Linked DNA regions of Homo sapiens: region 1 is linked to region 2. Evidence: chromatin loops called from intact Hi-C (ENCODE). Cell type or tissue: IMR-90. All regions are shown on one strand. Links, peaks and the distances in the headings refer to the core of each region. The heading gives the core; the rest is flanking DNA.

Region 1 (8,000 bases), core at 1-8,000, 690 kb after region 2:
GCTTTTTATATGCCAATTATACATCAATAAAGTGGTTTAGAAGTTAATTTTAAAAATAGAAAATATACTTGTTTCCTGGGTTTCTTCTCGGTCATTTGGTGTGTCTGTTTTGTGAAGGGTTGAGACCTGTACCAAGTTTTCTGGGCACTGTAAAGCCCTAGTTATTATGATAGGGGAGGCAGGAAATTGATGAGGCAGGGGAGATAGGAGAGACATTTCGTGACATAGGTATGCAAAAATGTGTCAATGAAGCATCAAATTCTGTAAAATATTTGTAGAGATTTATTCTGAGTGAAATATCAGTGACAATGGACAAAGCCCTCAGGAGGTCATGAGAATATGTGCCCAAGGTGGTCAGGGTGCAGCTTGGTTTTATACATTTTAGGGCGACATGAACCTTCAATCAAACACATTTAAGAAATACATAGGGTTGGTCCGAAATGGCAGGGTTGGGTAGTGGGGGATGGGGTGGGCGAAGCTTCCAGATTATAGTTAGATTTAAATTTTTTCTGGTTGACAATTGGTTGAGTTTATCTAAAGACCTGGGATCAACAAAAAGGAATGTCTGAGTTAAGACAAAGAATTGTGGAGACCAAACTTCTTATTTGCAGGGGAAACTTTTAGGTTTCCTCTTCAGGGAGACTATGTTGTAAAATGTTTCTCATCAGACTTAAAGTCTGTGTTGATGTTAACGCTGGAGAGGTATAATGAGACACACCTGAACCCGCACTGCCCATCATGGCTTGGAACAGCCTCTCAGGTTAAATCTTAAAAGAGCCTTGGCTGAGGAGGAAATCCATTCGGAAGGTTGGGGGGCCTTATAACTTTATTTTTGGTTTACATTCATGGATTTGTGATACACTTTTTTTTTTTTTTTTTTTTTTTTTTAGACAGAGTCTCACTCTGTCGCCCGGGCTAGAGCGCAGTGGCGCGATCTCAGCTCACTGCAACTTCTGCCTCCCAGGTTCAAGTGATTCTTGTGCCTCAGCCTCCCGAGTAGCTGGGATTACAGGTGTGCATCACCACGCCTAATTTTTGTATTTTAGTAGAGATGGGGTTTCACCGTGTTGGCCAGGCTGGTCTCAAACTCCTGGGCTCAAGCAATCCACCTTGGCCTTCCAAAGTGCTGGGATTATAGGCATGAGACACTGCACCTGGCCCGTGATACACTTATTTATCCATCTATTTGTTTATGCCTAGCCGACTTTAGAAAGGGTTGAATGTGGTGGACAAAAGGACATCGACGCCAAAGTATTTTAAGGTGAAGAAATATAAGTGAAGGAAAAATAAGTATAGGAAATTGCAGGAGGGAAGTCCCAGGAAACTTGTTAGAGGTACAGACTTGAGACCCATAGCCAGAGGGTGACATGATGAATTACATGTTTCACCATATTCACTAGGTTAAAAAATTAGCTGTTTGCTCGTGGAAAATATGTCTAGTTCTGGGAGACACTGTGTAATATCATCAAGAGTGTCCTAAATTATCAGAAAGGCAGCAATTAATATTATAGTGCTTTTCTAAAGATGTAAAACAACTTATTCCCTCACTACAAAATTAAGAGAGGCTCAACATAAGGTGCTTGGAAAATCCTCATCATCAGTAGCTTCTGGGAAAGATGAAAGCTTAGAAACACATTAGCCAGCTGCCTTCCTCTGCCCAGGCCCAACGAAAGTCACTGAAGAAATCTAAAAACAGGGGGAGACCTGCATCTGGAATGAGAGCCAAGGAAAGAAGCCATCCAAATACCAGAAACTTCTAAGAATTCCCAGCACACGAGGGAGCAGATGAAACACGGAAGCCAAGTGTATAATGTATAATTCAGCCCCCGGGAGAACTCCCTGGCCTTGTAGAGGATGAACTGATACTCACAAGTTTATAGGGTGAGGGCAGCCGGTGAGAACGCGACACGAGAGGTTCCAGGAAGCCCAACGCGGGAGTCATTTTAGTACCGCAGCTTGTCAGAATTTAAGGGCAGCTGAGAGGCAGGGTTCGGAGTTTATGCGGCTCAGCTGAGAGAAAGCCGTAGAAAGAAGAGATTCCCCGAGAGTGGCAGGGCTCTCTGGGAGAGTCATGGAGCAGGGAGAAACCAGGAGGGAGTCAAATGTAGCTGTGCAGGCACAAGGCAATGGCCGCTTAACTGAGGGGAGGCCATATTTTATTTATTTTTTACTGCTATTTACTGAAGCAGTATTTTTCTTAGCCAGCAACTCCAGAAAAGTTGACAATTTTAAAGGTCTTCACCAAAAATGAATATGAGAATAATTAGAAAAATATCAAAATAATAAAGAGAAATATGCAGTGTTATATTAAAATGTAATATAAAACTTTGATAATTAAAACAATGCTGGAACCAGAATAACACATATAAATCATACAAAATTTCAAATCAGTTGGCAAAAAATGAATTAGTATACGGTGTTGAAATAGCTGTCTGGCCTTTTTTCAGAATATTAGATCACCACCCACCATAGCTAATAACAAAGTAAATTTTAGTTGGATTGAAAAAATTAACACTTCAAACATAAAAGGAGTAAAAGAATATTTGGGTAACACCTTCATAATTTCAGTGAAGGAAAGGCCTTTCCAGGAACCATATCAAAAGCAGAAGCAAGAAGGAAAATATAGTTTTTTACTACATAAAAATTTAAATTATTTATGTAAATAATAAATATCCATAAACAAACTTAAAAAGCAAAATTATAAATGGAAAATATTTTTATGTAACAGGCAAAGAAAAATATCCTTTTTATAAAGAAGTCTGGCAAAGAAATAAAAACATTCTAATTGAGTAAATGGGCAAAGGGCATGAACAGACTAACAAGAAACAAAGAAACATAAATGAGACCAGGCGCTGTGGCCCACGCCGGTAATCCCAGCACTTCGGGAGGCTGAGGTGGGTGGATCACTTGAGGTCACAAGTTTGAGACCAGCCTGGCCAACATAGTGAAACCCTGTCTCTACTAAAAAAATACAAAAATTAGCTGGGCATGGTGGCATGCACCTGTAATCCCGCTACTCAAGAGGCTGAGGCACAAGAATCGCTTGAACCTGGGAAGCGGAGGTTGCGGTGAGTGGAGATGGCACCACTGCACTCTAGCCCTCTAGCATTGGCAACAGAGCAAGACTTCACCAGAAAAAAAAAAAAAAAAACAACACCATAAATGAATAGAAAATGTATAGAAATATTCATTTTGACTACTAATTAAAGAATTGCAAAATTGAACATTTGGATACAAAATTTTACCAACCACATAACAAGATTAAAAGGAAGAATTATCCAACTATTAGGAGAGTATAAGGAAATTGGTACTTTTGTTGTTACAGTGAGAGCCATAAATAGTAGGCACTTTTGAGGGAAATGTAACAATATTTGTCAAAATTTATAAATCTTCTGTTTCTAAGAGTTTATCCTAAGGAATAACAAGAACTGAGAAAAATAGATGAATATAAATTATTTATAATAAAAAATGGAAAACAACTTAGATAATAATCGGCTATTGATAAAATTGGAGTACAGTATAACCACCGGAAAAAATGTTATTTATCAGTGCTTTTCCAATTGCACTTCCCACAGTGACCCCCAGAGGGCTCATTTTGCTGGCCTGCTCCAGGGCAGATCTGGGAGCTGCTGGCTGTCTCAGTTTCAACCAAAGATACCTGAGCTTTCAACACTTTCCTATACTGGGTTCGAGATAAAATTATATTTGAAGAAAGGATCTTACTACCTGAAAAAAAATGCCACTTGTACAAGTTCATATTTCTTAACAGGAAAAGATGGTCATAACAGGCTTTTCAGAGGAAAAAAATTAGGTTACAAGGTAGGATCTGTATCATGATCTCATTTCTAAATGTGTAATCTATGTATTATATATGCATGCGTTATCAAAATTTAAGCTTGACGTTTCTGGTTGGTGCCACTATGGATTTTTTTCCTTTTCGCTTATTTTTATTTGCTAGTGTTTCTATAATCAATGTGTGTAACTTATACGATTTTATAAAAAGGTAAATGAGTTACATGGAAAAGAGGAAGGCTAAGCGGCAGAGAAGTACAGAAATGGACAAGAGCACATGGAAGAGGGAGTCTGACTTTCCGGGGGTGAGAAACATGAGACAGTCTACCTTATATGCAAACCTGCATTTCATCTGTTCGATCCTGGATCCTTCAGCCCTGAGAAGTCACTCTTCATGGCAAATGGGCTCAGCTGCCTGGAAGGCCATCAGTCTCCCTGCTGTGGCAGCTGCGTCACAGCCTAAGAGAGTGGGGCTTTCACAGTGTAGCCCCAGCACCAGTAAGAGAAAAACAGCTCCAAGCCTATACCCTGCTGGGCCTTTGGGGAAACATCTTCGGAGACCTTGGTAGAATTGATTCTAAAGTATGATTCTATACTCTCTTCCCTGTCCATCCCTCTCAAAAGTGAATGCACTGTTCATCCATCAAGTGGAAACTTTGTGGGGCCCAGGAGTCACACGTTGCCCTTAAGAGTGCCCTGGAACCTATAGAAGAAGATGACATTAGAATTCTAACCATTGAAAGAACAAGAGCACAGGGGGCAGCTACTAATGTCACCCAGGACCATAGAAACCCATCAGGCTTCACACCCCCACCATCAAGAAGAACCCCCTCCAGTCCTATTACCTGCCCTCTTCATCCCACCCTGCTTCTTTCTTAATCTGAACTCCCACTGCTTCTCTCCACGCCTGGTTTTTCTCTGTTCCTTTAGGGACCAGCTCCCCTATGCCATCAAACTCCTAATGGGAGGCTCCCTCCACCTCCTGCCTCCTGAGGTGGCTGATTCCCTTAAGACATCTCAAGAGGATGCTCCTCAACCTTCCTTTTTAGGTACCTCATGGCCTGGTGGTGGTGAAGACATTTTCCTACCGTTCTAGACCACCTCCAGGCCTTTTCTCCTTCAGTATTGCATACGCATGCCCTCTCTGTTTCTCTGATGCTCATGCTATCAGTCTAGACTACCTTCTACAACACCTCCCCATATGTCTGTGCCCATATGGCCATGGCCCTCATCCAGTGAAGATGTTGACACTATTCTCAGTCTCTCACCTTTCATACTGTCCTAATCACAGGTGACTCGATGTCTACATAAACTAAGTCTAGTGAGAGGGCTTCACATGATGACTCACAGAGCTTGACATGTTCCCTGCATTTGAAAGCATTGTGGACCAATGACTACATCACACCTGAGAATGTTGAAGAGAAGCTGGCTGGCGCTGTGGTCCTAGCCCAGGGGGCTGATGTAAAACCTGCATCATGAAGTTTGCCTGAGGCTGTGTTAAAAAAGATCCTGCCCCAGACATTTCTGCCAGAGAAAGAGGCCTCCCTGAAGGTCACCAGGGAGGGTGGAAGGTCACTGCCCAAGTCAAGGAAGTGGCCACCAGCAAGACCCCACAGGATAATTTCCAAAGGACCCAGAAAAGTTCCTCAGGGGACCAAGAATCAGCTTTGGATGCAGCCAGGCACAGAGAGCACAAAGCCCTCTGATGACAGCAGCAGTCAAGCAAGAACTCTGTCTTCTTCCTCCTCCTGGTTCCCTGTACCCCAGCTCCAGAGAGACCCCAATGTGGATAGCAACCTGGGGGAGGAGGAGGAATAGCAGACAAGGATAGAAAGCAGAAGGGCTGGTACCTCTGCTGGACTTCCTACTTGAAGCAAGCCCACCTAGGGAGAAAAGACTTAACTTGAAATCTTCTTGGGAATTTGGGGTTTTTTTATTGTTATCTAGGATTTTAATTACTAATTTTCATGTAATTATTAAATTGACCAATGTTTACCACTTAATGTGTCAGTCACCTGTGAGTCATCACTAACATCAAGGGACTCGAGTTTCCAAATGCAGGCAGGAAAACCTCTCCCCCTGTCCCCAGTGGATTACCGGTTGCATGTAAGGAACAGGAAAGACCTTAATCAGATTGCTATTATAATTCTACCCCAAGACTCCTGCTTGCTCAGTGGGCCAATAACAACTCTTTTCTACATGAATCTAATATCTCTTTTCAGTGCATACAATTCAGGAAGAACAGAACCCTAGATATTATTCTCCTAAATATTTTGGGTTTGGATTTTAATAGAGTCCCTAGTTTCCTCTAGATTTTTCTCACTTCTTGTAGCTCGACCACAGTCAACACACTGTCGAACAACACCACCTGACTCTACATTCCAACCCCACCCAAAGACACACACCTGCTTTCCAAGTTGAAAGTAGGGGAGCAAGGTGGCCTCTTATTTCTGGAAGAAGGTCCCAGAGCCAATGAGCACAGAAAGCCCAGCTAGGTGAGGGATTAAGATGAGAGTTTCAACAACAGCTTGACAGAAAGCATCACATCATAACAACGGGTGTATTTTAAAGGTACTTGCTTATGTATTAATTGTCTCTCTCCAGCCCCATCATAACCAGCTGAGGTGGCCAGAGCAGGTATTTTTTATACCAATTTAAAGAAAAGATGAGGCTGAGACTGCATGGTTTAGCCAAGGTCAGAATATTGCAACTAAAGTCCAGTGTGCAGACATAGCTACCAGGTTTCTGGGCTGGTTTTGAATGCACCCTACTCTCCAGAACGAAGTTCAGTGTTCTTTCTCTGCCTTGTAAGTCCACCCATGTTCCTACCAAAAAAAAAAAAAAAGAAAGAAGTTTCCTTCCCATTTGGCAAATAACTCTCAAAAACTGTCCCAGTGCTTTGCAGTGCTGGGTACAGTGAAAAGATGCCACGTGGACCAAAGGCTGTAGCCCTGCCTGGTAACAAGAGACTGCATATGGGTAGACACAACTCAGCATTTGCACCGCAACTTACCAAATGTACATGGTACAAACTGAGCTCCCTAATACTGCAGGAATGGATGCGTCAGCATCTCAAGTCAGATGGGTAAATCAGGAAAGAAAAAGCACCAACCTTAGGCCAGGCAATGTGCTGGCTTCTGTTCAAGCTTCCCTTTGTAATCTTCACATTGACAATGTATGGAGATACTGTATCCCTGTTTACAGAGAAGGAAACTGAGGCTCTGGGAGGTTCTTTGAGGTCCAGGGTGGCTGCCCCACAGTGATCCTTTTCTATAGCAGACTCCATTGTGCTCCCAAAAATGGTTGCCACATACCCAGACATTCCTCTCTTTTCTTTGGGCAGAAAAGCAAGCCAGGGTCCTCATTGTGATCGCCTGGAGCCTGTCTTTTCTGTTCTCCATTCCCACCCTGATCATATTTGGGAAGAGGACACTGTCCAACGGTGAAGTGCAGTGCTGGGCCCTGTGGCCTGACGACTCCTACTGGACCCCATACATGACCATCGTGGCCTTCCTGGTGTACTTCATCCCTCTGACAATCATCAGGTAAGAAGCCGTCAGGACAGGACCACACGGGGGGGTGGGGCGGGGGGGGCTTTCCTGTTTCTCCAGCTGTTGCTCTCCTCCCCAACAGACCCATTTTTCCTAGTGCCCTTGAGGGAACTGACCAGGCCACAAGATTTTATGTGTAGCTACCATAGGCTAAGCCCAATTTCTTCAAAGTAGAGTAAGGAGAAGGGAATTAACAATTACTGGGTATATAGGGCAGGCATTGTGCTAAATAGCTAACAATTATCACATTAGCCACAGTATAACCCTGTGAAATAATTTCCATTGCCCCAATTTAATGAATGATGAAACTCAAGCTCAGAGTGATTAAGTAACTTATTCAACATCAAACAGGATTGATATCCAGGTTTTTCTGAAATCATACCATATTATTTCTTTTATATCTCGCAGCCTTCCAAATATAAGGCAAATTACCAGTTTCAGGGATTTTGTAAATGAAAAGATAGACATACTTGAAACAAACTGAACACAAAACTCAGTATGCACTAATATGCTAAACTGTCTATGCAGTGGAGTCAGATAATGGCAGGGAATATATTTTGGAAGCCACCATTGAAGGAGGAAATGATTCAGGTAGGATAAGGGAGAAGTGGGGAGGAAGCAGAGTCTGTGATGACCAGAAATCAGAGTGAGTGTAGA
Region 2 (16,012 bases), core at 4,530-12,529:
GTAAATTGCTCCCAGCATGACAGAGAGAAATAAGCACATCCTTTCTTAGTCATGTATCTTTCAAATGGCCTGATTATGCTCCTTTGCAAGGCCCCAAGACATGTGTTGAATTATTCATTCAATATTCATTCAATATTGTTGTGTTGCTTAATTTGGCATTATGGTGGCACAGCATTATATTTAGATACAATGGAGGACAGCATTGTGAAAACATGGATCATTCTTCAATAAGGTTTTCTTTTCCTCTGAAATGTATCCAATTAATGGGAGTGGGAGCATTTGCCATTCCACAGATGAACACCTGCAATGTGCTAGTAACTGTGCTGGATGCTGAAGATTTGGCAGGAAATTAAACAAACACAGTCCTTCATGGCAGCACTTACATTCTATTTGGGGAGTGCCACCAAAAATAACCAAATAAACAAAATAATTTCTGACTTGAGAGAAGGTGATGAAATGGGAGAATGGGGTCATTTTAGATACTAGTGGTCAGGGAATGAATGTCTCAGCAGGTACTATTGGCCTGAAATTTGAAAAGGAGAGAGCCACCCCTTCTCCAGTTAGCCTGGAAGATTGTTCCAGATGATGAGCATGGCATTTTTAAGGAAAAGCAGGAAGGCCAGCCTGGTTGAAGGTAGTGAGCTAGGGCTTCTAAATGGAGATGAAGGTGTAAAGCAGGAAGAGCGTAGCTCATCTGGGGACTTGTGGACCATGACTAGGGCTTAGTTAGATTGTACTTTAAATGTGATGAGATATTTTTGGAAACTTTTGATTAAAGGAGTTTTATGATCTGTTTAATACATTTGAAAGAACATTTGGCTGCTATGTAGGGAAGAAAAGTTCTGTTCCCCTACACATTATTATAAGAAATGGTTAGACAAAAATATTTAACTGGCTGCTGTGTCACCAAGAAGGCGTATGAGGATGTTTGTGCTGTAGTTGGAAATATATAGGTGAGAAATTACAACTTTTCCTATTGAGTCTTAATAACATCTTTTTCAACCATGCTGCTTTTTCCTCTTTCCTCTTACTTTCTTCCCCAGTGTGTGGCTTTCAACCATTATCTTTATATGTGTAATTCACTTCACTCACCTTTTAAATTTCTTGTTCCACATAATACTCCTTACCATAGCATCGTTAACTGCCCCAGTATTATATAGACATAATGCTAGATTTTTATACACCTGGAAAGAGATAAAAAGTAGTTTAGAATTTCTCTTTTTTAAAAAAAATGTCCAAATTGCATCCTATGAGTGACTAAGCAGCATTATTAAGAGCCTTTATAAAACAGCAGACAGCCCAGAGGTACCTTACAATGATAGCAATGAAACAAAGCAATTTTTAAATTGATTTAGCAAAATGCTTAGTTACTATTTCATGGTAGGCAAAAGAATAATAAACCTTAAAGGAGGAATCATCCTAAGACACTATGAAAAATAAAACCAGCATGAACTCATTGGTTGCTGTCAGCCCTTGTTTTTATGGCTTGTGTATGAATGTTGGTAAGAGAGAGTGAGAGAACCCGTTGGTGGGCTTTTGGCTGAAGTTGGATGCATGTCAGTAGGGATGTCCAAGTCTGTCAGTAGTCATGGTCTCTGTTTTGCAGAGAATCACATTTTATTAACTGTACAATAGGAACACTCTGGCTCAACCCTGTCTCCTCTCTCCAATGTAGACACAGTGGTGTGATGGAGCTGGCTTCTATTGTCCCCCTACCGCCAATTGTTAGAATTTCTCCCCAGCTGTGTGTTTAGTGATCAGTGATGCCATGTTGGTACTGTAGCTTAGAAGCAGCCACACTGGCTATTTACACCACATAAGTCAGCATGCACTACCAATCAGGGGTCCCCTCTTCTCCCTGATCCCACCAAGAACCAGTTGTTGAACATTTACCACCACACCACTCCCTGGATGTTCCATCAGAAACACAGTGGGTTTAAATACAAACTCATCATCTCTCCTCCGCTCCACCCCGCTCCTTTCTACTACCGGCTTCTTCTGCATCCCTCTAATTTCTTGGCAGACTTTAAATCCAAGCTTGAATCTCCAGATGCATCTTTGACTCTTCTTTTTCCCTTTTGCCTCAGTGTGAGACCCTTTTTCAGGCTCTATACATTCTCCTATCTCAATGCTTTATGTCCCCTCTCAATTTCTACTGGTGTTCCCGCAGGTAAGTGGTGTCTTTCCCTCTTGGAAAACCTTAGTTGGATCTTCTGAAATAGCTGCTTAATCCCTACATAACTTCTTTTCTCCACGTCTTCCATTCCATCCAAAATATTCTTATTAGCTTGCTTTCCTGATGCGTATTTTGAATTCTATCACTTTTCTGCTCCAACTGTCAGTGACTCCTTCTGATTACTTAAATAATGTTTGTGCTTCATAGTTTGGCATACAAGGAAGTCCATTAAATAAGCAACACTTACCTTTCCCATTGATTTCTCGTGATGTCTGTTCCCCTTCTTGATGTTCTTGGGTCCCCAAATGGAATGTATGCCGATTCAAACAAATGTATGTCTAAAGTATACATTTTTCTAAAAAGCCTTTTTTTCCTCTTTGCCTGGGTAAAACTTATTTTTTTCTTTTAGATGTAACTCAAATGATGCCACCTCCTCAAAATCTTTCCTAACTTCTCACTTCCTATCCTCCATGCCAGAGTAATCTATTTCCTTGAACTCCCTTGGTAATGCTAGACTGCTTTTTGTAACACCCATTATTTTCCTCCTTTATTACAACCTATTTTGGCACATTGTGAAGTTTGGAGTAAGTACCCCGCCTTACTCATCTTTGTCCCTTGCTCAGACAAATGGCACAGTTGCTTGCCAAGTAGAGATTTATTAAAAGAATTTTAAAAAGGAAAATAATGTTTGCGCTTAGGTGGAACACCCTTTAGCTGCTGGAAGTAAAATAAATAAAAGCAAAGGAAGTAAAAAATGGCATGATAGGAATACTTCTGAAAGCCCCCCAAAAGTTTAACTTTTAAGTGGAACATTTTTATGTTATATAATGTGTTTGAAGAGGATGTCACATGGAAGCTGAAATAGAATAGAATAATTCTACAGTGTAACAGAAGGCAGGATCTGAATAAAGGGCTGGAAGTTATAGAACACATTTTCATTTAATATATAAGAAAACTTCCTGAGAGATAGAAGCTGTCATTGTCTATCACAGGAATGAGATTCCTAAAAAGCTACCGAGCTCCTATCACAGACATGATGCAGATGTACGACCATCTGGCAGGAGTATTATAAAAGGAATTCCTGCAGGGAGTAGATATTCCCTAAGGTCTTTTAAGACTCTATGATTCTATAATTCTCTGACTTTTTGTGAGTCATCCGGCCTGTTGGGTTTTTGAGCTGTCACAGCGCTAAACCACAGTGGGTTGCCATGATTGTTGCTATTAAGACTTTTATTGTATAGTGGGAACATAAAAATATTTAGGAAGAAAACATCTATAAAGGTTACCCCTTCCTCCGCCAAAAAATGGCTTCTCAATTTCAGATCCCCTGCTTTGGGGAAAAATGTTCTATCACTATTCTTAGATCACAAGCTTAAAATCTAGAAAACCTGCCATATTAGGGACGGGTGTGGTGGCTCATGCCTGTAATCTCAACACTTTGGGAGGCTGAGGTGGGTGGATCATAAGGTCAGGAGTTTGAGACCATCCTGGCCAATATGGTGAAATCCCATCTGTACTAAAAATACAAAAAATTAGCCAGGTGTGTTGGTGCACACTTATAGTCCCAGCTACCTCGAGGCTGAGGCAGGAGAATCGCTTGAACCCAGGAGGCAGAGGTTGCAGTGAGCCGAGATTGTGCCACTGACTCCAGAGGTTGCAGTGAGCTGAGATCGTGCCAGTGACCACAGCTTAGGCGACAGAGCGAGACGCTGTCTCAAAAAAAAAGAGACAGAAAGAAAAGGAAGGAAGGAAGGAAGGAGAGAGAGAGAGAGAGAGAGAGAGAGAGAGAAAGAGAGAGAGAGAGAAAGAGAGAAAGAAAGAAAGAAAGAAAGAAAGAAAGAAAGAAAGAAAGAAAGAAAGAAAACCTGCCATATTATAATTTAGGCTTAGTTTTATTTCAGTTCCTTTGCCATGAGTCCCCAAGGGCATGGACTGAACTGGGGAGTAAAACCTCATTCTCTAGTGGCTTTCATCTTGTCCCTTGTCTGGAGTCTTTCCTCACCTGGAAACACTATTTGCAAATTGCATTCAGTTCTGCCTGCTTCTTTGCTAGATATTTGGATTAGCACCTTGGTCTTCCTTCCTCCAACTGCTGATCTAGAGGTTACCTCTCCCTATGTTGTCGTATATGAATATAAGGACTTCTACATTTTTCTTTTTCTTTTTTTCAGGAATTTGGCTACTAGCAATGATAAGTGAATAGGAGGGTAATCTTTTCCCTGTGTTCTTGACCCCCTCCTCTCCTGTTTTCTTCCTGATATTATGTCACCAGTTACCCAAACCCTCCATCTCTTTAGCTTCAGCATCTTATCTTGGACTTCCTTCCCCGCTTTGATGCAAAATGTGTTCAAGTCTTCTTGATTCTGTCTCTCTCTCTCTCTCTCTCTCTCTGTCTTCTGGGTTCCCTTCAAATTATCTCCTCATTTCTCTCCTCTGATCTGACAACCTACTGAAAGAATGGCCTTTCCTCATTGCCTCCCATATTTTCCACCTGCAATACACTTCAGGAGGATTGTTGGCCACACCACTCTTGTAAAAGTATTCCTGCTAAGACCACCACTGACCTCCTAGCTGTCTACTCCAGTTTTCAGAACTTCCCTCAGTATGTTAGTAGTAGTTAAATCCATGGAATGCCTATTCCTCCTTCACTTTGAGGCCATTTAACCCTGTAAATCTCATTGTCACTTAGTAGTCGCTTTATCTGGACTTGACTATATAAACATCTGTAAGTAATGCATTCAGAAAACAGGTTTTGAGCATGTACCCTAGAACAGGCTCTGCACTAGGGCTGGGGAAAATTGGTGAGCAACACCTGCCAGCCCTGGGGCATGGTGGAGTAGATGGAGTGAGGGATCGCTCCCATGGGGGTGTAGTTGCAGGGTGTGATAAGGGCCATGCAAGAATGCCAGGAGAATGTTTAAGAGCAACCTTATCTAGACTGGGGATCTCAGAAACCTTCCCTGAGAAAGCTACTCAGCTGCATATTGAAGGAGGAGTGGATTTTAACTAGGAGAAGGGGGAGGAAGAACACCCCAGCTAGAAGGAACAGCATGTGCTTTAGAAGGCGACCTGTCTTAGGGGAGAGGGTGAGGGCTCAGCTTTGAATGCTGTCTTTGCCACTTATTAGTAATGTGATGGTAAAAAGAGAAAATCATGTGATGCCTCTGGGCCAGTGTTCTGGGGCCTTTTAGGCAATTATCTCTGCAGTTGCTTATAGAAAACAGGCCTCACATTCCAACTCTCAGGGGCTCATCTGAGGGTGCTCTCATTCTAGCAGAGGGTGTGGGGAAGCTGGCATGGAGGGGAAGGCCTGTGGTGTTTATGATTTGGCTTTGGGGAATGTCTGGTCATGGAGTCCTTTTTCTGGGATTTGAGGATGGTGGCGTGCCAGCCCCACTGATGGGTGGGGGTGGGCCTCTTGGGACGGGTAGCACCCTGTTTAGGTCCAGTGGACTGAGCTATCCCTCGGCAGCCAAGGCTGCAAAGGGCATTGAGTGTGAAAAGACCCTTTCTTGTGCAGTGATGGGATGTGAATGCTGGTTTATTGTGGAGCCAAAAGGCACGGCAGATGCTTGATGCAAGGCCCCCAGCATCTGAAAAAGTTCACCACTGTACCGCATCCTCCAGGGGCAGCCGCCTCTGCCGCCCTTTGATTAATGCACGTAGTGGAGGATTTGTGCCTTTGCCTGTTTGTGGGACTTGGCAGCCATCCACTGCCTAATGTGAAAAAGGCCTATGGAAGGATCGGCCCCTTTGAAGCAGGGGGCTGGTGGTGACTGCTGCGTGTGGCTGGGGTGTGGCCTCCAGATGCTAGAGGCCTTCACTTTCATAAATTTTCCTCACCGCCATTTGTGACTCCACACTCCCAATTACTGCACTCTCTGGAGGTGGCCATGGCCAACACAGGCAAACCCAGGCTAGTATTGTTCGGCTGCCAATGGGAAGACTAGAGACAATGCTGGGGCTGGCATCCCGGGGGATGGCACCCTAGGGTGATAGGAAAGAAAGAACAAAGTTCAATTCCTGCACATCCTTCAAACTCTGAACTTCAGTGGGGCTGGAGATGGAATGCTGCAATTTCTGTTTTGCTTAGTCCTCTAACCATTTCCATTTCTGTGCATGGATGAATTTTGCTCTTTTCTTTAGGGATTCGTTGGGGGAAGGGGAGAATACAGATTTTCATTTACCTTCTGAGAACCCTAAGGGAGAGATTAGGCAAGGAAAGGAGAATGTGGAAAGGGGTAATAATGTGCCCAAGATAACACAATTGAGGTTCAATCTTGGTGTGGTGATCACTTACCTTGCTGCCTCTTCGAGTAGATTATGCCGTGGGACAATTGTGTAGGCATGTTTTCTTCTCCTCTAGGGCCCAGACATGAGAAGCAACATTGAAGAAGGCATTTGCTCTCAAGTGCCAGCCCTGTACTTACTGGAGCCTGAGAGCTAGTGCCCCCTTAATATGTTGCCCTCAAGACTCCTCCTTGAGTGTTGCCTGGCCCAGTTCTGCCCTGCTCTCCCCACCACACCCCAAAGGCCCCAGGATCGAAGCCAGTTCTGCCCTGCTCTCCCCACCACACCCCAAAGGCCCCAGGATCGAAGCCAGTTCTGCCCTGCTCTCCCTACCACGCCCCAAAGGCCTCCGGATCGAAGCCAGGTTCTTCTTTCTTTCTGCATTTCCCACAATGCCCAGCCCACAGGTTGCACACAGCGGATATTCTCTTGGTGTTTGTTGAGGGGACTAGAACAATTTCAAAGACGGTATGTATCTATGTTGGGAGTAGAATTATGATGAGATGAGCTCACCAAAAAGGAGACAGTGAGTTTCTTTGGGGTAAAGATCCCTCTCTCATTTCTGGGCTGGGGGCTTTTAAAATACATATACTACCTAGTTTTGGGGCTAGCTGAGCCCTGGGCAAGTTCATATCTTGACAGAATCACAGAATATTAGTACTGTGGAGACCCCATCACTTTACAAACTAAGAATCAGGCTTACCCCAAGACGTGGCTGAATATTGGCAACACGCTGATACTTTTGGTCCCTGATGGTATTACCACCTCAGACTTGGTAGATGTGAAATGTGTATATTGAAATGTGTATATTGCTCTCTGACATAGAGCTCCTGAAACTGTGTAGGTAAGGGCACTAGGGAAATCTTTTTTTTAAATTTGAATTTGGTCTCTGACCCCAGTTCCTGATACAGAGCTCCTAAGACCTTTGCAATTAATTTCCTGAATGGTAGGAGTGAGAGATGCAGAGCTTCTAAATCCTTTGTAATTTACTTGGTGATAGGAGCATCTTTTGTTCTAATGAGATGATCCTTGGGGGGCTCCTGGACAGCCTCAGGATGGAGAGGGGCTCCATTGCTAGAGGAACCAACCATGTAATTAGAGGGTTGGACTTTCAGCCTCTCCCTCTAGCCTCCAAGGAGGGGAGAGGGGCTGAAAGTTGAGTTGATCACCAATGGCTGGTGATATAATTAATCAGGTCTATGTAATGGCACCTCCACGAAAACCCCAAAGGTCAGGGTTTGGGGAGCTTCTGGATAGCTAAACACACAGGGGTTCTGGAAGGTGGTGTGCCTGGGTTCTGGAAGGTGGTGTGCCTGGAGAGGGCACAGAAGCTCTGAATCCCTTCCTACACCCTCACCCTGTGCATCTCTTCCATCTGGCTGTGCATCTGTATCCTTGGTAACAGCCTTTGTAATCAACTGGGCAACTTAAGTGTTTCCCTGAGTCCTGTGAGTCACTCCAGCAAATTAACTGGATCCAAGAAGGGGGTTGTGGAAACTCCGATTTATAAACCGGTTGGTCAGAAGCACAGGCCACAACCTGGGACTGTGATTGATATCTAAAGTGGGGAGCAGTGCTGTGGGACTGGGACCTTTGCTGTGGGATCTGACGCTAACTCCAGTAGATAGTGTCAGAATTGAGTTAAATTTCAGGACATCTAGTTGGTGTCCGCTGGAGAACTAGTGGTTAGTGGGGAGAAGTCCCTACATGTTTTGGTGACCGAAGCTTTCTGTGTTGAGTCAGCGTGTGGAAGCAGGAAAAACAGTTTAGTTTTTCCTTTAGTGGTAAAGAATGTTTCTCTTCTGCTTAGGTGAAGGATTCCGACTCTCTTGTACTTGAGATTCTTTTTAGAGACAAAAAAATATGTGACGTTCGATGTAGTACATAGGTGAAATGAGATTTCGTGAAAAAGATAAAAAAGATTGAAAAAGGTGGACGGAGCAGAGGCTTCTTCCTGGTGGTGGCCCATCTCGCCCTGCCCTTTCCAGAAGCCTGCCTCAGATGCACTCACCCTTCTTGGCAGGCATCAGGGGTAGGTGTTTAGGATTACACAGGGGTTTAGTTCACCAGCCTTACAATTGTTTTACAGTAAGCATGACGGTGATGAATTGAGCACAAGTTTAAGAGAAGAGTGATTGATTTTCTGCCAAGCACCATTTTTATGTTCTTTTTTATCAGCCAGCCTCCAAAAAGGTGAGTTGTTTGATTTAGAAGCAAATGCTGGAGTAAGAATTATGGTTACTTCATGCAGTAACTCTCGGCCACTAGAGGGGGGTCGTGACCAAGCTTCCCTCTCCCTGGCCAGCTCCTGAGACCATCTTGCAAGATTTGCCGGGCTCTGCTAGGATGGGGCCCAAAGTGAAATGAGGCGTTATCTCTAGAAGAGTGACAATTCAGCAAAAGTCTGTTAATCATGGTCAGTTTTTCCCTCCGTGAAGCCAGTGTTTCCTACTTGAGCAAAGATAGCTTAACTTCCCAACAGGAGTATTTCTAAGGGTTACTGGTTATATAGTCTCTGGCTTTGGGCTCCTTAAAGATGTGGCCCCTGGGTATAGAGAAAATAGCAAAATGGTGCACATCCCTTCCCCGTTATTAGATGGGCGAGAATTTAACTGTGGGCATGAAGATTATACTCTTCACATATGGTCTGATATATGGCCTTATCAAGGGAGAAAATATTTTAGATTCCATACATGCGTGATAGCTGTTTGGTCACTGTTAAAAGCGTACCTCTACTAAAAGCAAGTATGTGGAGCTTCTTCCAAAGCTGGCATCCATGAAAAATCCTAAGAATTGCTACTTCCTTAAAGGAGGTCTCTGTGTCCACAGATGCCTACATTATTCCACAAAAACAATCCATAGCTTCAGAAGAGGGTCAGAGGTGAATGATCATTTCTGGAGCTCCTGTGTGCTGCTGTGCACGTAATGCCATTCACCTCCTGGGGAAAGTTAGGAGGATTTAAAAATAAATATTTTTAGTAATTGGAGAGCGTCTAAATTAGGTAAAAAGTGTTGGAATGTATAAGTAAGCAATGTATATAAGGTAGGGACAGTGGGCAGGCAATCAAGTAAGAGATTCACTGTGAATCATGAACAAAAATGGTTTGGTAGGTTTTTCTCTTGTTAATTTGGTTGTTGGATTTTTGTTCTTGACAAGCCGGGAAGCAAGCAGTTGACAGGGAGGGAGGAACACAGAAGGCAGGAAGATGAAAATACAAGGCTGAGCAGGGGAGCGCAGGAAGGTAACTGAAGAGTCCTTATGAGCAGGGACACATTGAGTGATTCTGTGTGGCTCCTGATGTCAGACCTGAGAGTTAACTGGAGATTATGAGGATTTGGATCCCTAGAAGAAAGAAATGTCATAACCAGCAGATCTGCTGAGCTGCCCTGCAGGAAAACCAGCCCCCTGTCCTGTGAGGTCTCAGGAAGAGGCTGCATGATTCTCTGTCAGGGACTTTTTTTGCTTTGTATTGTTTTTGATATTGGGAGGTTGACCACATGACTATCAAATCTAAGATCTGGTGGTTTGGAAATTCTGTGCCTCTACTCAGGCACCTCCCTTAGCCTAGAATTTCCTTTTTCTCATTCATAATAGTCTTTATGTCATTTGGAGTTTGGTTCTTAGTATTTGCACAATCCTGTTTTCTTGGAGGAGCCCATCTCTGTTAGCCTCTGTACCTTGTTTAGTGCCTGAAACAAACAGAGCTCCATGAGTGCCTTCTTTTCACTGAGGAGTGGGCTAACAATTTAACTTGAGTATAGGGGGATGAGGGGAGAATTTGGGAAAGCTGAACCGGAGATAACTTTTATATCTACAACCAGAGAAACAGGCTGGACTCCCGTTCCAGGTATCCTCCTGCCCTGTCTCCCCAGATGAAGGTTATGAAATCCACAAGCTAATGAAAATGCCTGGACTTGCTGTTCTGTCCTGGCAACCCCAGGCAGCCATAGAACCTGGAATATTCTCAACAATATTTAAGCCAGCATGGACAGTAGCCACAGGGATGCCAAACTGGGGCTGGCCCAGGAAAGCCGTGGACAGAGCAGCAGGAGCTCCCTGCTGGCTGGCCCAGCAGGCTAGCCCTGCCCTTTCATTGACAGCTCAATAAAACAGCCTCACAGTTCCCAGGATTGAAGCTTCTGGCCGTGTTTTTCATGTGACAGTGGTGTTTTTTGTACCCCTTCGATGGAAGGATAAGAATGAGTGTGTGAACGTGCCTGTATAGGGCTGAGGAAAAGAGCGTGATATTGGATGACATTGTTTTCATAGGTATAATGTGACATGGATGTGCCTTCCTACCTTGGCTACTACCTTTAGTTGTCTCCATGCAACTCAGATTAGGGAAATTAGGGCAGGATTTCAAGGATTAAAATGTGAGTTTTTTAATAGGCTTATGGTAGCTAACCACACTTCTGCTCACTCAGCTAGGACTCTGTCTTCCCTATCTTCTCCCTCCCCTGTTTTCCATTGATGCCCAGGTACCAATAAACCTAAGATGCCTTCACTCACTTCTATGACCTTCCTAGATATGTGGAACAAGGAAAGCCATATGACCAAATGGTGGTTTTCTTGCTATCTTCCTTGCACTGTTGCGTTCTGCCTTGATCCTGCCATTGCTCCCAGGAAAGCTGACCTTCAGATTGACAAACATTGTCCAGCTGAAGACCCTTTGTGGTGGCAGAGAAAACAGCCAGAACGCTGGATATCTGGCTCCGAGGTGGAGCTGGCACCTGTCACTCCTGGCTTGCCCTTCTGTTCTCCAAGAAGCAGTGTGGAGGGTGCCCAGTGGGTAATACATCTGTCGTTCAAAACTGTGCCTGGGAAGCAGAGGCACTTGCCTCTGTCTGACAGGCATGGCCCTTGTGCCAGAGAAAGCAGAGAGCAGAGGGGAAACCACTCGGATATGCTGTTGCTAGGAAGCATAGATGTGTTTGATGTTTTGATTTTAGCAGTATTGGAGGTTTGCCTTTTTAATAACATGAAAAACTATAGGTTTTTCTTATATCAAATATGTGCTTTATTGAAAATGTGTGGTTAAAGCAGAATCCTCTCATCAAATCCTTTTTTTCCACCAGTCATTAAATTAAAAAAAATTCCTCTGGAGACAGGAGAGGAGTGCAATAAGTTCAAAATGAAAATGACAGCAGAAAGGTTCTTGCAGAAGCAGCTTAGTTCAGAGGCTGTTATGGCCAACAGCTCCCGTGGCCTTGGCCGTATTAAGCAGTGGCCACAGAGTGGGAGCAAGGATGGAATTCATGTCCTTCAGATATCAGTGTCCAGCTGTCCAATCCTGTGGAAGCTGGGAAAAGGTCATGAGGTTACTCTCTTTCACTCTTTGAATGATTCACTGAATATTTACTGAGCTGTGTGTTCACGGCACTGTGCTGGGGGGCTAGATAAGCCAGACACAGTCCTTGTCCCCCGGAAAGAAAAGAGATGATGTTTCAAAGGATCTGTGCAATAAGAAAGGTATGAAGGACATGGGACCCTATAGGGAGTGGCTAACTTTTTTGGGGCCACTTGGCAAGCACCACTGAGGAATTTGAATTAAGTCTTAAAGGATAGACATTAGATTTTTCCAGTGGAAAAGACCTGGAAGTACCTTCCAGTCAGGAATAGCCAGGTGGATGGAAGTCCAAGGGTTGATGGGACATTCTATGATTTGGTAAAAGAATGAGTGGGGAAGAAAGAAATGGAGTTAGAAAAGTAGGCTGAAGTCTAGGCTGCTAGGAACCTTGAATTTGATGCCAAGAACTTTGAATTTTTTTTGTAGGTGCCCAATCAGAGGTGAGCTTGATCCTAATCTCAGTATACCTATAAATCCCTCTAGGAGGACAGAAATGGATTCCCTGGCGCTAATGGAGCTGCACTCTTGGCAGCACCATCTAATAGCACTCTCTTCAGTGATGGTAGTGTTCTCAATCCACTCTGTCCAATATGGGGGCCATTGGCACCTGCTGCCATTGAACATTTGAAATGTGGCTAATGATACTGACAAACTGAACTTGTAATTTTATTTAATGGTAATTAACTTAAATTCCAATTTAAATAACCACATGTGTCTAATGGTTTCTGGTGTAGAGTTTTCAGGAGGCAGTAGCTGTAGTTTGATGCGGGAAAATAGTTCTGAAGGCTTCTCTGCAGATGAGTTGTGTTTAATTGGATTTCAGGGAGGGAACTGACCACAGGTCAGTTCTGATCCCACTACCGTGCCGAGTGCTATGAGGAACAGGGTTAAAACATGCCTTCAAGGAGTCATTGAAACATGACACACAAACATCAAACATTGAGAGAAGGGAGGTAGTGGATGTGTGACAAAGCGCTGCCCAGCCTGGTGCCAGCTCCCTGGGCCCCTGCAGCAGCTCTGGGCCTTCTCTTGCCCTATTGTGGCACTGAGCAGCTGTGTTAACCACACAGAACAAGAGTCCTACCTGAACCCTGAACCTCTTGGCTGCCAGGCAAGATGCCAGGAGTGGGGCAGATGAATCAGGAAACCATTTCTAGATACATTAATTTGAAGCTCCTGTGACAGACAGTATGCTTTAAGGGGATTGCAGGGGCCTGATTCCTTTGTTATTTTGCCAATTCCGTTACAATAGAAACCAGTCAGGCAGGCACTCTTCACCTGCAGAGCTTTCCTGGAAAAGCTCAGAGTAATGCAACCTGTGTTTTCCCACTGGAGCACACTGGGCAGCCGTGTTTCCTGACCAACTCACCATCAAACAGAACATAAATGTGACAGAACAATGTCATGACAGCAGAGGTACCAAAGCCATAAATCTCAGTCACTCCCAGAAGTGATAAAATTCTGCTACTTATTCTGTAAAATGAATATAAATGTAGACTATGGGTGCATACTGATTAAGAAAAGGACAACGATCTTCCATAAACACAGAAGAACTCAACTTCACTGTGTCATAACTTAGATTTTCCTCACACTGAATTATGAAGTGTGATAAACATGAATTGAATAGTTGAATAACAATTGTTTTGTCCCTCCCTAAAATTTGAAGTGCATTTGAAGATGCTTTTATTTTTCTCTTAATAAATTCCTTTGTAACCAACAGAAGCATGCAAAATTATTCCATTATCTATTCCACCACCACATTAGTAGACCAATGAAATACAAGTGTGAGGGCAACGCAAAGTGAATCCAGCCGAAGTCTGTATCAAGAGGCTGCCAAAATACAGATTGGGCAGATTTTAGCTGGAGGAACGTTGAATAACTAAGACCTACAAATAGAAGCTCTCATTTACTCCCATTCTTTACTTTCCCACTATCATTCTGAAATTCTGATTTCAATATTAATATCTTTCATGATATTCTTTTGTGTAGTATTAAAAGTAAACTGTGATGTTTCCCTTTTTAGAAAAGTGATATGTATTCACAGTGCCTGCCTGACTCTTTGGGTTTCTATTGTAACAGAATTGGCAAAATAACAAAGGAATCAGGCCTATGTAGAAAATACAGGTAAGAAAATTAAGGAGAACCGCAATCCACCACACCGAGCTTTCCGTTGGATTTGGTCGTATCTGTTTTCAGTTATTCTTGTTTTCATTGTGTGATGACACGATGTTGAAACACAATTTTGTTATCCTTCTCTTTTTTTTCAGTTAATCCTTCCCAAACATTTCCTCATATTTAAAAATATATTTTCAAAACTTCATTGTAATGGCTGTAGGGTGTTTCATCACAGAAGTCACCTGAATTTATCTAGCTCGGCCCTTATTATGGATAATTTAGGTTATTTCCCTTTTCTTTTTCTATTTAAATAGCATTGTGATGAAAATTCCTAGGTTTGAAGCCTATATTCACAGGCATTACTATTTCCTTAGGTGTAAAATTTTCATCAGAGAGTAAGAACCTTTCTCTGGGCTGTGTATAAATATAACTCAGTTGCTCTCTAGAAAGATCGAATGTAGTTACTGTGAATATGGGTTCTGAGATCAGAAAAAAACAAGGTGTCGTCCTAGGTTTGCAGTTCTGGATCTGTGATCAGCCCTGTGACATTGAGTAAATTACTTAACTTCTTCAAGCTTCAGCTTCCGTATCTATTAAATGGAGCAGTGAAAATCTCTGCCTCATAGCCCATTGCCATGTGGACTGGAGGAGACATTCCCTGAAAAACACTCTGTGTAAAAGCTGGCAGTTTCACACCACTGCCAGCGGGGCAGGGGGATGACTGCTTCTCCATTCTGTCACAAACTCTGTTCATTATTTTATGTAAAAATCATCAACTTGATAAGTGAAAAACAACATTTATGAATTTTAACTTCCGAGACAAAACACATATTTCAAGCCTATAAAAATACATACAACATTTTCAAGTAAAGGTCTGGCTTGGACAAATATTTTTCTCTCACACATTGTTCTCCATGAGTGGTTGATCATATAAAAAGCTCACATCTTCCTTAGTTTTACAGAACGGCATATCATTGATTGTGTCTGTGGAGACAGAGGGACCTGTCTGTGGGTGAGGTGGAGTGTATGTACACAGTGGTTATTCAATGTGTGCTGAAAACATTTTCTCTCAACAGTCTCAATGATTGGATTTAGCTGTCTGTAATTTATCTTCAATTGTGTAAATAGCTTCATAAGACACGTAGAAATCAAGAGAAAAGGAAAGCATTCACTAACAATCCCCTTACCCGAACAAATTACATTTTATTTGTTTATTGTCCATGGAATTTTACAGAATTACAGTAGACATTCACTCAAATCCGGGGACACATTTCCTCACACTGAGACCAGCCTTTTCCCATATATGTGCCATCATTTTACCAGGTCCATGAGATGCCATTCCATCCAGGTCTTGGCAGTGGGAGCCGTGTATACAGAAAGAGACCCACCCCCATGGGCCAGGAGAGAGGATGGGGAACAAATTCTACTGGGAAAGTGAAGTAGGAATGGGATTACAGGTTAGAACCTGGGGCAGCCGAAAATGTCGCTGTGAAGTCTGAGCGTAAATATGATGGGTGTGGGTTATTCTGAAATGAAAGTTGAAACAACAAAGGGAAATGACATTGAGGGAGATTCATACACTGGCATTTAGACGCCATTTTAAGGACAAGCTTTATTTGGCTTCTCTTTGGAATTCCAGAGTCTCTACCCAGTGTAAAGACTGTGTTTAATGCCTGAATGCATTTGCTAGTGAAGGTGATTTCCCAAGATTTCTATAATAAAAGTGGGGAGAAGTATTAAGAAATACAATCTTGAGCCAGGCACAGTGGCTCATGCTTGTAACCCCAGCACTTTGGGAGGCCGAGGTGGGTGGATCATCTGAGGTCAGGAGTTCGAGACCAGCCTGGCCAACATGGTGAAACCCTGTCTATACCAAAAATACAAAAAATTAGCCTGGCATGGTGGTGGGCACCTGAATTCCAGCTACTTGGGAGGCTGAGGCAAGAATATTGCTTGAACCCAAGAGGTGGAGGTTGTAGTGAGCTGAGATCGCACCATTGCACTCCAGCCTGGGCAACAAGAGTGAAACACCATCTCAAAAAAAAAAAAAAAAAAAAAAAAGTACAACCATGATTACTACAAA

The links. A loop is a pair of places that touch in the nucleus more often than their neighbours do. Peaks named below come from ENCODE experiments on the same cell type or tissue, not always from the same donor. Only the 100,000 strongest peaks of a DNase experiment are listed, where the experiment ranks them.
Region 1: a loop joins it to region 2, with 16 times the contacts of the local background. A loop is called at or near these places in 2 of 110 quality-filtered maps.

The regions. Positions count from the first base shown.
Region 1 is chr7:34,820,266-34,828,265 of GRCh38, forward strand. It overlaps NPSR1 (neuropeptide S receptor 1), which reads left to right. Exons shown (of 9, transcript NM_207172.2): 5 at 7,136-7,337. It also overlaps a transcript of NPSR1-AS1 not described here. Among named protein-coding and RNA genes, the nearest start is that of NPSR1-AS1, 66 kb to the left of the region's middle. In IMR-90, for the core only: a CTCF peak has its summit at 3,583; no DNase peak of the experiment used is centred there.
Region 2 is chr7:34,125,645-34,141,656 of GRCh38, forward strand. The region is part of intron 13 of BMPER (BMP binding endothelial regulator); the gene reads left to right. Among named protein-coding and RNA genes, the nearest start is that of BMPER, 230 kb to the left of the region's middle. In IMR-90, for the core only: a CTCF peak has its summit at 8,734 (motif pointing right); DNase peaks (open chromatin) are centred at 7,907 and 8,737; H3K4me3 peaks cover 192 bases; H3K27ac peaks cover 564 bases.